Linked DNA regions of Homo sapiens: region 2 is linked to region 1. A link is a loop called in an ENCODE intact Hi-C map of the cell type or tissue named here. Cell type or tissue: MCF 10A. All regions are shown on one strand. Each heading gives the region's core, and the rest is flanking DNA. Links, peaks and the distances in the headings are about the cores only. Region 1 overlaps ERGIC2 (ERGIC and golgi 2). Region 2 overlaps OVCH1 (ovochymase 1).

What was found. Hi-C counts contacts between places; a loop is a spot of excess contacts. Peaks named below come from ENCODE experiments on the same cell type or tissue, not always from the same donor. Only the 100,000 strongest peaks of a DNase experiment are listed, where the experiment ranks them.
Region 2: it touches region 1 in a loop (2.5-fold over the local background); 1 of 110 quality-filtered maps calls a loop at or near these places.

The regions. Positions count from the first base shown.
Region 1 is chr12:29,348,056-29,352,461 of GRCh38, reverse strand. It overlaps ERGIC2 (ERGIC and golgi 2), which reads left to right. Exons shown (of 14, transcript NM_016570.3): 9 at 2,394-2,449; 10 at 3,285-3,383. Among named protein-coding and RNA genes, the nearest start is that of ERGIC2, 31 kb to the left of the region's middle. In MCF 10A, for the core only: no CTCF peak of the experiment used is centred there; a DNase peak (open chromatin) is centred at 2,191.
Region 2 is chr12:29,482,932-29,487,337 of GRCh38, reverse strand. It overlaps OVCH1 (ovochymase 1), which reads left to right. Exons shown (of 26, transcript NM_001353179.2): 8 at 990-1,088; 9 at 2,538-2,625. OVCH1-AS1 (OVCH1 antisense RNA 1) reads right to left here. Exons shown (of 2, transcript NR_073172.1): 2 at 14-452. Among named protein-coding and RNA genes, the nearest start is that of OVCH1, 13 kb to the left of the region's middle. In MCF 10A, for the core only: no CTCF peak of the experiment used is centred there; no DNase peak of the experiment used is centred there.

The DNA of each region.
Region 1 (4,406 bases), core at 312-4,311:
CGAACTCCTGACCTCAGGTGATCCACTCACCTTGGCCTCCCAAAGTGCTAGGATTACAGGTGTGAGCCACCTTGCCCAGACATGGTTTTTACATTTTTAAATATTTGAAAATAAATCAGAAGGGGAGTAATATAATACATGAGAAATATATGAAATTTAAATTCGTGTCCAAAAATAAAGTTTTATTGGCATATAGCCATGCTCATTTGTTTATATATGGCTGCTTTTGTATTACAGTACCACAGTTGAGTAATTATGGCAGAGACCATATATGACTCTCTCATTACTTTGTACTTTGGTGTACTATGAATTGTAGTGATGCAGTTATAATTTGACAGCATTAAAAGTGCTGTGTGTATTCCTGTCCTGCAACATTTTATTTATTTATTGTATTACTATGTTAAAAAAAAGAAATATGGACTTCAAATGTTGCATTTTTAAAGCACAGTGTACCATGGATTATTTGATCAAATTTGGCTGCAGAACATCCTGCGTATTAAGCAATGACACTATTTAATTGTGCTAAAAAGAATACAGTATCTGTTGATGGTGCCAGATTGAGCATTCATCACAATATTACCAACCTATAAAAAAGCAATGATCAGAAAAATTAGAAAATTAAAAATGGAATATCCAAACACTGTAGAATTTTATCATAAAACGTGAAAATGAAGCTGTAATCTTTAAGTGCCTCATTGTTTAGCAAGTAAGGAAAGCCATCCAAGTATTGATAAGTCTGTGAAGCAATGTTTGACTGCCAAAGCTAAAGAAATGACTCCAGAAAAAATAAATTTGCTTTAGACAATCAGATGACTAGCCTTCTTCAAGAAGAGTGTTCTGGTAGATGAGGACATTGAGAGCAGTATCTAATAGCCAGTTAAAAAACAAGCCAGGAGATTTTGAGTAGTTCCTAAACTCTTGATAAGTGGACAGATGTTACTAGAACTGCTTATTGTTTATTTGAGGAATCAATGCTGAATTTGAAGTGATTGCAGAATTAGTATCTATGAATCGCCTGCTTTCAACAAAAACTATAGGCAAGAATATTTTTATAGAAGTTGAGAGAACACAAATTCAGTACATCCTAAAGTGGAATCTGGTATATGTTACAAATGTATTATAACTGATGGTGGTGTGTGGAGCAGAAAAAGGCTTACTTGAATGCATTTCAAACCTTGTGAAAATGTAGTGTTTAATGCCTATTGCTTTGCAGAAAATATTTGAATTGATTTTGTATTTTAAACTGGTGTGTCAGTGGTAAACTTCATTTGCTCTCCTGAACCTAAATATTGACATTTCCATGGTTTTTTTTTGTCAGATATAAAAACTGAATATTCCATCTTGCCCTACTACATAGCAGTTTGATGGCTTAGCAGTATATTTTTTGAGCTCAGTGCCAAGATTGAATTTTTTCTGAGTGAGAGAACTTCCATCAGTTACAATTATTGAGCAATGAATATTTTTGGAAATTAAGTTTCATGCAGACTTAATAATGTTTAATGAATTTAGCCTAAAAGTATAAGGGAAAACCAATATTTATGAAATTTATATTGTAGTAAAGTTGTTTCAATGACTAGTGATTTTGAGTGGTTTCTTTTAATTTTCATGCCTTGATAGCGTTTGCTGTCAAAAGTTAAAGCAAGGATCTGGACTCATTCTCATACTTGAATATATTTTCTGACCTTTCAAACTATAGTTCCAGAACTTCAGACATTGATGCAAATACAAAGGAAATTTCCATGTTTCAAATTCATTTCACTGCACAATTGAAATTTTGCTTTAATTTAGATTGGAAGTTATTAATCTGCAATATAATAACATGTTTATAAGTAAATAAGTATTAGGAGAATAATCTACTGGAATTCTATAAATGTCTTTCAAGCAATGAATATGCTCAACACATACTCGTGGATTAATATTTTCAAAGATGAAATATTTAAAATTTCATTACAGATCATCATCATCAGATAAAGATTTATGGTCAGTTTTGAAAATAGGGAACATTCCAAACCCCAATTAAACAAAGTGTAATCTCCCTGCAAAACAGTTGTATTACAAAAAAAAGGACTCATTACTATTATATCAATGAAAAGTTTGTGAAAATTTGCTTTTTCTCATTATGTAACTACATAATATACTTGATTTTGCATCATGGTCCACAAAGCCTAAAGTATTTACTATCTGGCTCTTTGCCAAAAATGTTTGCCAACCTCCAGCAGTTTATTGCATTGCTGAGATGAGTAGACTTGTCTGCTCAGTCAATAGGCCAAATGCATTCTTATGTTATTTTGTACTAAGAAAAATTATATAACTTAGGGAAGATCCAGTTTCTGATTTTAATTAATTATACATATAAATGGTACTACTTTAATAATTGTTTTTTCTCCTTTCAGGGCAATTCCACATCCTCGTGGTCATGCACATTTGGCAGCACTTGTCAACCATGAATGTAAGCAGATTCTGACTTTTTTTCAGTAAAGATGTACTTGAAAAAATATTATTTTTAAAAGTGCAGATATAGTGTAGTTGAAAGTGAGCTGTTTTGAAAACATATTCATCCAAAGGAAAAAATAAATTTTTAAATTGATTTACTTTAATCTGCATTTGTATTTGGTCATGGCTCTGAGTTGCTGAGGTTAGGGAGGAAAGCCTAGTGTACTTTCTATAACTTTGTACACATTTCTGCTAATTTTTAGGGATAAAGAAAATAATATATTTGCAGTTTATTTCAATTTGCAAATTGAAATATGGATGTATAGACATGTATAAAGTATTCAGGTTAGTTTGGTATCATGATTGTCTTAAGACTTAAGTTCTTAAAGTCTGCTTTAGAGGACAAAACAAGTAATGGATTCCACAGAAAATTAGTTTGGTCACATTTAGCAATAGTGTATTAAAAATATATCTGATCAGTTTTATTATATGGCCACATGGCCATCATTCCAATTCTAACAATACCGTCCTGTTAACTATATGATGATTTGGAAAAGGAAAGATGTATATTTTTGGCTTTCATTATATATTAATATTTTCTAGACGTTAAATTGTATATAATTATTAAATTTGAGATATAGCATTTTGTCAGAATTTATTTTATACATTTAATTCGCATATATTTACATTTATTTTTCTCAAAGTATTGTGGCTTAAAATACTGTATTATTATCCTTGAAGATTTTAAACATTTTCATTTGAGAATAGATAAGGATGTAAACCAGTCTGTACCAAGTAATTTTGAATAATATAATTTCTCTGCTAAGTTGTTTTTATTTTTTGCCTTTTAGCTTACAATTTTTCTCATAGAATAGATCATTTGTCTTTTGGAGAGCTTGTTCCAGCAATTATTAATCCTTTAGATGGAACTGAAAAAATTGCTATAGATCGTAAGTATTTAATAATTATTGTTGGATTTTACATGTAGAAAATTTTGCTTATAACCTGAATATTAATACATTTTTAATGTCTTCCTAACTACTGTGTAAAGATAATCTTTAAGTGGTTGGTGATTGAGATGTATGTGAAGAGAATTTGTCCTAGTAGTGGATGAAATTTGAATATTCAAAAATGAGCCATAGAACAGAATAAAGAAATTCAAGTTAAAAGATGAAGGAATTAAAAGGCAGAAGGAGTTCAATTTAAACAGTAGAAATAGATGAAAGGTTAATACATTAACAGGGCATAACTGCACTTTTTTGTATTCACCAAAGAATAAGAATGAAAAAAAGGTTCAACATTATGAGAAGAATTTTCTTCTTTGTATAATATAGGTTCAAAGTTTTAAAATGCATATATATCATTTCAGAAACCTCTCTGGAGAATTTTACAAACACCAGAAACCTAGTTATTCTGGAATGGTTTGGTTATTAACATAGAAGGAGTACATTATAGCACAGATAACCTTTTTAAAATGTTCTATTTAACCTTCTGCTCCATTTAAAGTATCAAGTCTATCCAAATATGGAAAGATCATTTTCTTAGTTTTTTAGAAAGTAGTCTGTTCTCATGTTTTCTGCAGGTTTTTGATTGCCTCTTTCTAAAATAGTCATATTATATACCATGTTCCAGCTATTGGACATTTTAAGGACTTCTGAAGCTTGTTCAGCTAGTAGGAATTCTATCCTTTGTAAAATTGTAATTAAGGATTTAGTTTTTTATTAATTTAAGTAGATTTATTAATATCCTATTCAGATTTATTCATATTCTTTACTTTTTAGCAGTGTTATAATCATATATTAAAGATGTTTAGAATTTAGAATACTGATTTACATTCATGAATATTTTATGTTCATGTGGGAATGTTTCACTTCAGGAAACCTGAGTGTACTAAATTTAGAAATGTGTGGATGGAAACATTTTGAGATTTATAAGCTTTAGTCAGTATAATCTAATCTGTAATCTAAGCATAT
Region 2 (4,406 bases), core at 219-4,218, 130 kb before region 1:
TTGCCTGTTCAACCTTGTTAACTTCCTTGGCAACAGTGAAAAAATGAGGGAGGCCTTGGAGAGTTAATTTGGCTCTGTGACACTAAAATCTAGATTAGGAAAATGTGGGCCTGGAGATACCAAACCTGTCGTCTGCAGAATGAAAGAAGCCTGAGAGAACACAGCTTTCAGGAACAAGCAGTTGAATGCAGAAACCACACATTTTTTAAAATGACAAGACCCAGAGCCCCAGAACATAGTGCTCTCTCCATCCTCCATCGCTTTCTCATGGCAGTCCAAGGGCAGCCACCTGACAGGGCTTTTAGAAGTGGTGCTGTGGATCCTACCACAGGCCAGCACTTCCTCAGACTGCCACAGACTCTCCTTTGGTCTTAGATGTAAAAGGCCTCTTCACTGCTCCACTGCAGGGGAGCAGTTCTCTTCTGGTAGCAATTGTGTTCCATTTTGATCACCTGGAAGGGAAAGTTGACAAGGTTTAAAAGCCCTGAACAAATGTAAATGGTAACAATGAGATTTTACAAGAGCAATGAAATCAGACATTAATGGTTCATTTCAGTGAAATGAACACCAGAACATGATAAGTGATTTATTTAAATAATGCTTCCTTAGGATAATCTTCTAAGCTTCTCATCTTCTATTTGCCTATTTTTTCTAGTTCATCTTCCCCTATCTCTTTCCAGAACTGGCTATGCTTTGGAAATAGGGTTAAATTGAGTTTTCTTAACTCTTAAAAATCAGAGAATTGAATATTTCACATCTTATTTTTAAAACCACACTAACCAGCAAATCAAATCAATTCCTGCTTCCACGTAGTCCTTTAGCCTTTTTTAAAAGACATAGTGGGTTACTGACTCTGAGAAAAGATTCCCTCTGCATTGATTTTAGTAGAAGTTATAATTCTTCATATTCTTTTAACTTCACATTGTTAAAAATGTTTTATTTAAATGATTATTATTGGGAAAGGCACTAACTCCTTATACCTTTTACAGGTTTGGATCGGGGCCAACCCCTCTCAAAAGTGGGCTCAAGGTATATAACAAAGGCCCTGAGTTCTGTCCAAGAAGTGAATGGAAGCCAGAGAGGAAAGGGTATGTGTGGTTCTAATTAGAGAAGGAAGCTGACTTGAAGAAAGTCATCAGAGGAAAGCAAACAGGAGGATTGTACCATATTCACAATCTGAGTTTTATTTAAATTTTTGAATGTAAACTTTAAAAGCCCTGCTCATATTCATACATAGGCTCCAACATTTAAAACCTGACCCTGGCATCTAAAACTTTTGAGTGAATGAGGGAGACTTTCCATGCCATTGCTAAAAGCTGTATCCATTTATTTATTTATTTATTTATTTATTTATTTATTTATTTATTTTATTTTATTTTATTTTATTTATTTTGAGATGGAGTCTCACTCTGTCATCCAGGCTGGAGTGCGGTGGCAAGCAGTCTCTGCTCACTGCAACCTCTGCCTCCTGGGTTCAAGCGATTCTCCTGCCTTAGCCTCCCAAGTAGCTAGGACTACAGGCACCCCCCACCACACCCAGCTAATTTTTTTTTTCTTTTTGAGACAGAGTCTCATGCTGTGTCCCCCAGGCTGGAGTGCAGTGGCACAATCTCGGCTCACTGCAACCTCCGCCTTCCGGGTTAACGCCATTCTCCTGCCTCAGCCTCCCGAGTAGCTGGGTACAGGCAGGCACATGCCACCACGCCCGGCTAATTTTTTGCATTTTTAGTAGAGACGTGTTTTCACCGTGTTAGCCAGGATGGTCTCGATCTCCTGACCTCGTAATCCGCCCGCCTCGGCCTCCCAAAGTGCTGGTATTACAGGAGTGAGCCACTGTGCCCGGCAATTTTTGTATTTTTAGTAGAGACAGGATTTCACCATGTTGGCCAGGCTGGTCTCGAACTCCTGACCTCAGATGATCCACCCGCCTCGGCCTCCCAAAGTGCTGGTGCTGGGATTACAGGCGTGAACCACTGCACCCAGCTTATTTGACATCTTTTTTTTTTTTTTTTTTTTTTTTAAAGACTGGGTCTTGTTCTCCACCCAGGCTGGAGTGCAGTGGCATGCACTCTGCCTCCTGGGTTCAAGCAATTCTCCTGCCTCAGTCTCCTGAGTAGGACTACAGGCATGGACCACCACACCTGACTAATGTTGGCCAGGCTTGGTCTCAAACTCCCGACCTCAAGTGATGCAACCGCCTCAGCTTCTCAAATTGTACGTTAGCATCTTTATACAAAGGTATTTAACCTTACCCAAGACAGCCTAGAAAGAGATGGGAAAGTTGGATAAATGTTAAATCTGAAGAAGTGTTTTTAAAAGTTTTGATTTTGATTCAAATTATGGTGAATTCAGAAATGTTTTTAAAGTCTGTTTGCAAATACAATGTCTAAATCATAGCTTCTAAAAATATTTGCATTCCCATAAATATCGATGAAATGACTAATATAAATCGTACAGCTTCAGACTGGCCTCTGTATCATTTTGAAATGTTGTCTATGGGTGAGGCAAATGATCGGCTTTTTCCCATGTTTTTGAAGATTGTAAACCTCAGGGGACAGTGTTATTTGGAGAAAGTGGGAAGATTTGTTACCCCCATTCCAAAGGAGACTACTATTCTCATAATTGGTATGTATACTACATAGGAATGATTTCTGGGGCTTTTCCTCCCACAAAATGGGGCAGTTTAAAACACTCTACTTCAGCAATTTTTTTTTGAGACAAGGTCTCCCTACGTTGCCCAGGCTGGGCTCAAACTCCTGGGCTCAAGGGATCTTCCCACCCCAGCGTACTAAGTAGTAGGGATTACACGGGCATGCCACCACAACTTGGCTTATTTTGGCATTTTTATCTGGTATCTCCAGTTCTAATATAAAAGTATCTATTTTATCTGATATTTTTTGATTGGTGAATATTTACTCACTCATGTAAATCATCAACCTGAATAGTTATTAAACTAAAGTTTACTTGAACGGATGTGTTCAAATACTTAATACTAACAGCGTCTGGTAATGAGATTGCTGTGGGATTTAGTGATTAATTCTGTCACATTTATTTCTATGATCATGGTAATACTTTGCTTAGCATCACCTACAAGATGGAAAATAGTTCATGTCCTATAAGCTTCAGTCTCATTTTACGAATTTTCTACATACCCTGTCCTCTGAAATATATCTAAATGTAGCTAAAAATATCTTTAAGCTTTAGAAAATCTTTCTGCAAGTATCTCATTTTCTTAAGTGATCTAAATTCATTTTTAAAATCGTACTGAGACTTGAATAGTGTACTACAAAGATAACAGTTCTACAAGTTTATAATCTGGTAGAAAGAGCTAGACAAAAATAACTATACTACAAGAGGAAATAAGCTTTATAATCCATACCATCCAAGAAAGTGCACACTATAAAAGATAGAGACTAATTCTCTTTGGTGTGGTTTTTAAGGTATGTGTGGAGTGGTTAGAAGTGTGGGGAGAGATATAAATGTTATAGTGGAAAAGATGGCATTGAAATGAGGCGTTGAAGGATAGTTATGATTTTATAGCTCATGAGGTCTTTGGTAGCTCTAATACTGAAGATTTCAACAGATGGAGAGGCAGGAAGAGGTCATTCTATGCCAAGGGAATTAGATATAAGCAATGTCAAGGAGGTGGGGAAGATTGGGGTTTTTTGGGTTTTGAGTATCCCACTGTGACTGGACAACAATGTGAATGGGAACTGGGGTAGCAGTGGATGATGAGAATAGAAAGGATGATCGGGACTTAATTGCAGAGGACCTTGAGTTCCATGCAGAGAGATTAGACCTTATGCTACAACCAATGGGTATGCTAAAACTAAAATGATGGAAAGATTATAACTTTCAAAACTAATGTAAAATGAATATAAATATTTATTTCAAGTACAGATAGAAAAGATGTGGCTTAATTTCAGCTCATAATTTAAAACGCTTAATGGTCTAAACTGACTTTGTCTCAGGCAAACTTGTGATGATAGAATGCCAATAAAGCTTTTGCCACCTTTGCTTAAGCTGTTAGAAGGATATTTAGAACAAGAGTTTAAGAAACTCCTTTATTAGAGTCTCAGGGACCTCTAGGACCTCTAGGGTACAATGTTTAGACAGGGAGATTGATAAGCCAGAATTTGTCTGAAGGAAAATGACCAAGATGGGAAAAATTCAGAACAATGTTTTGAGAGGTATGGTTATAGGAACCATAATATTTTTTGATCCAAAGAAGACTGAAGAGGAGGAGGGAAGTGTCTTGATTTATCTTAGAGGCTACTAAAGAAACAGAGTTAGACTTGTTCTGAATAATTGCAGAGCTGAAAACTAAGACCACTGGGTAGAAGTTAGAAGGCAGAGTTCAATTCAATATTAAGTCATTTCTTGTTTGAATGATTTCTGAAATTAAC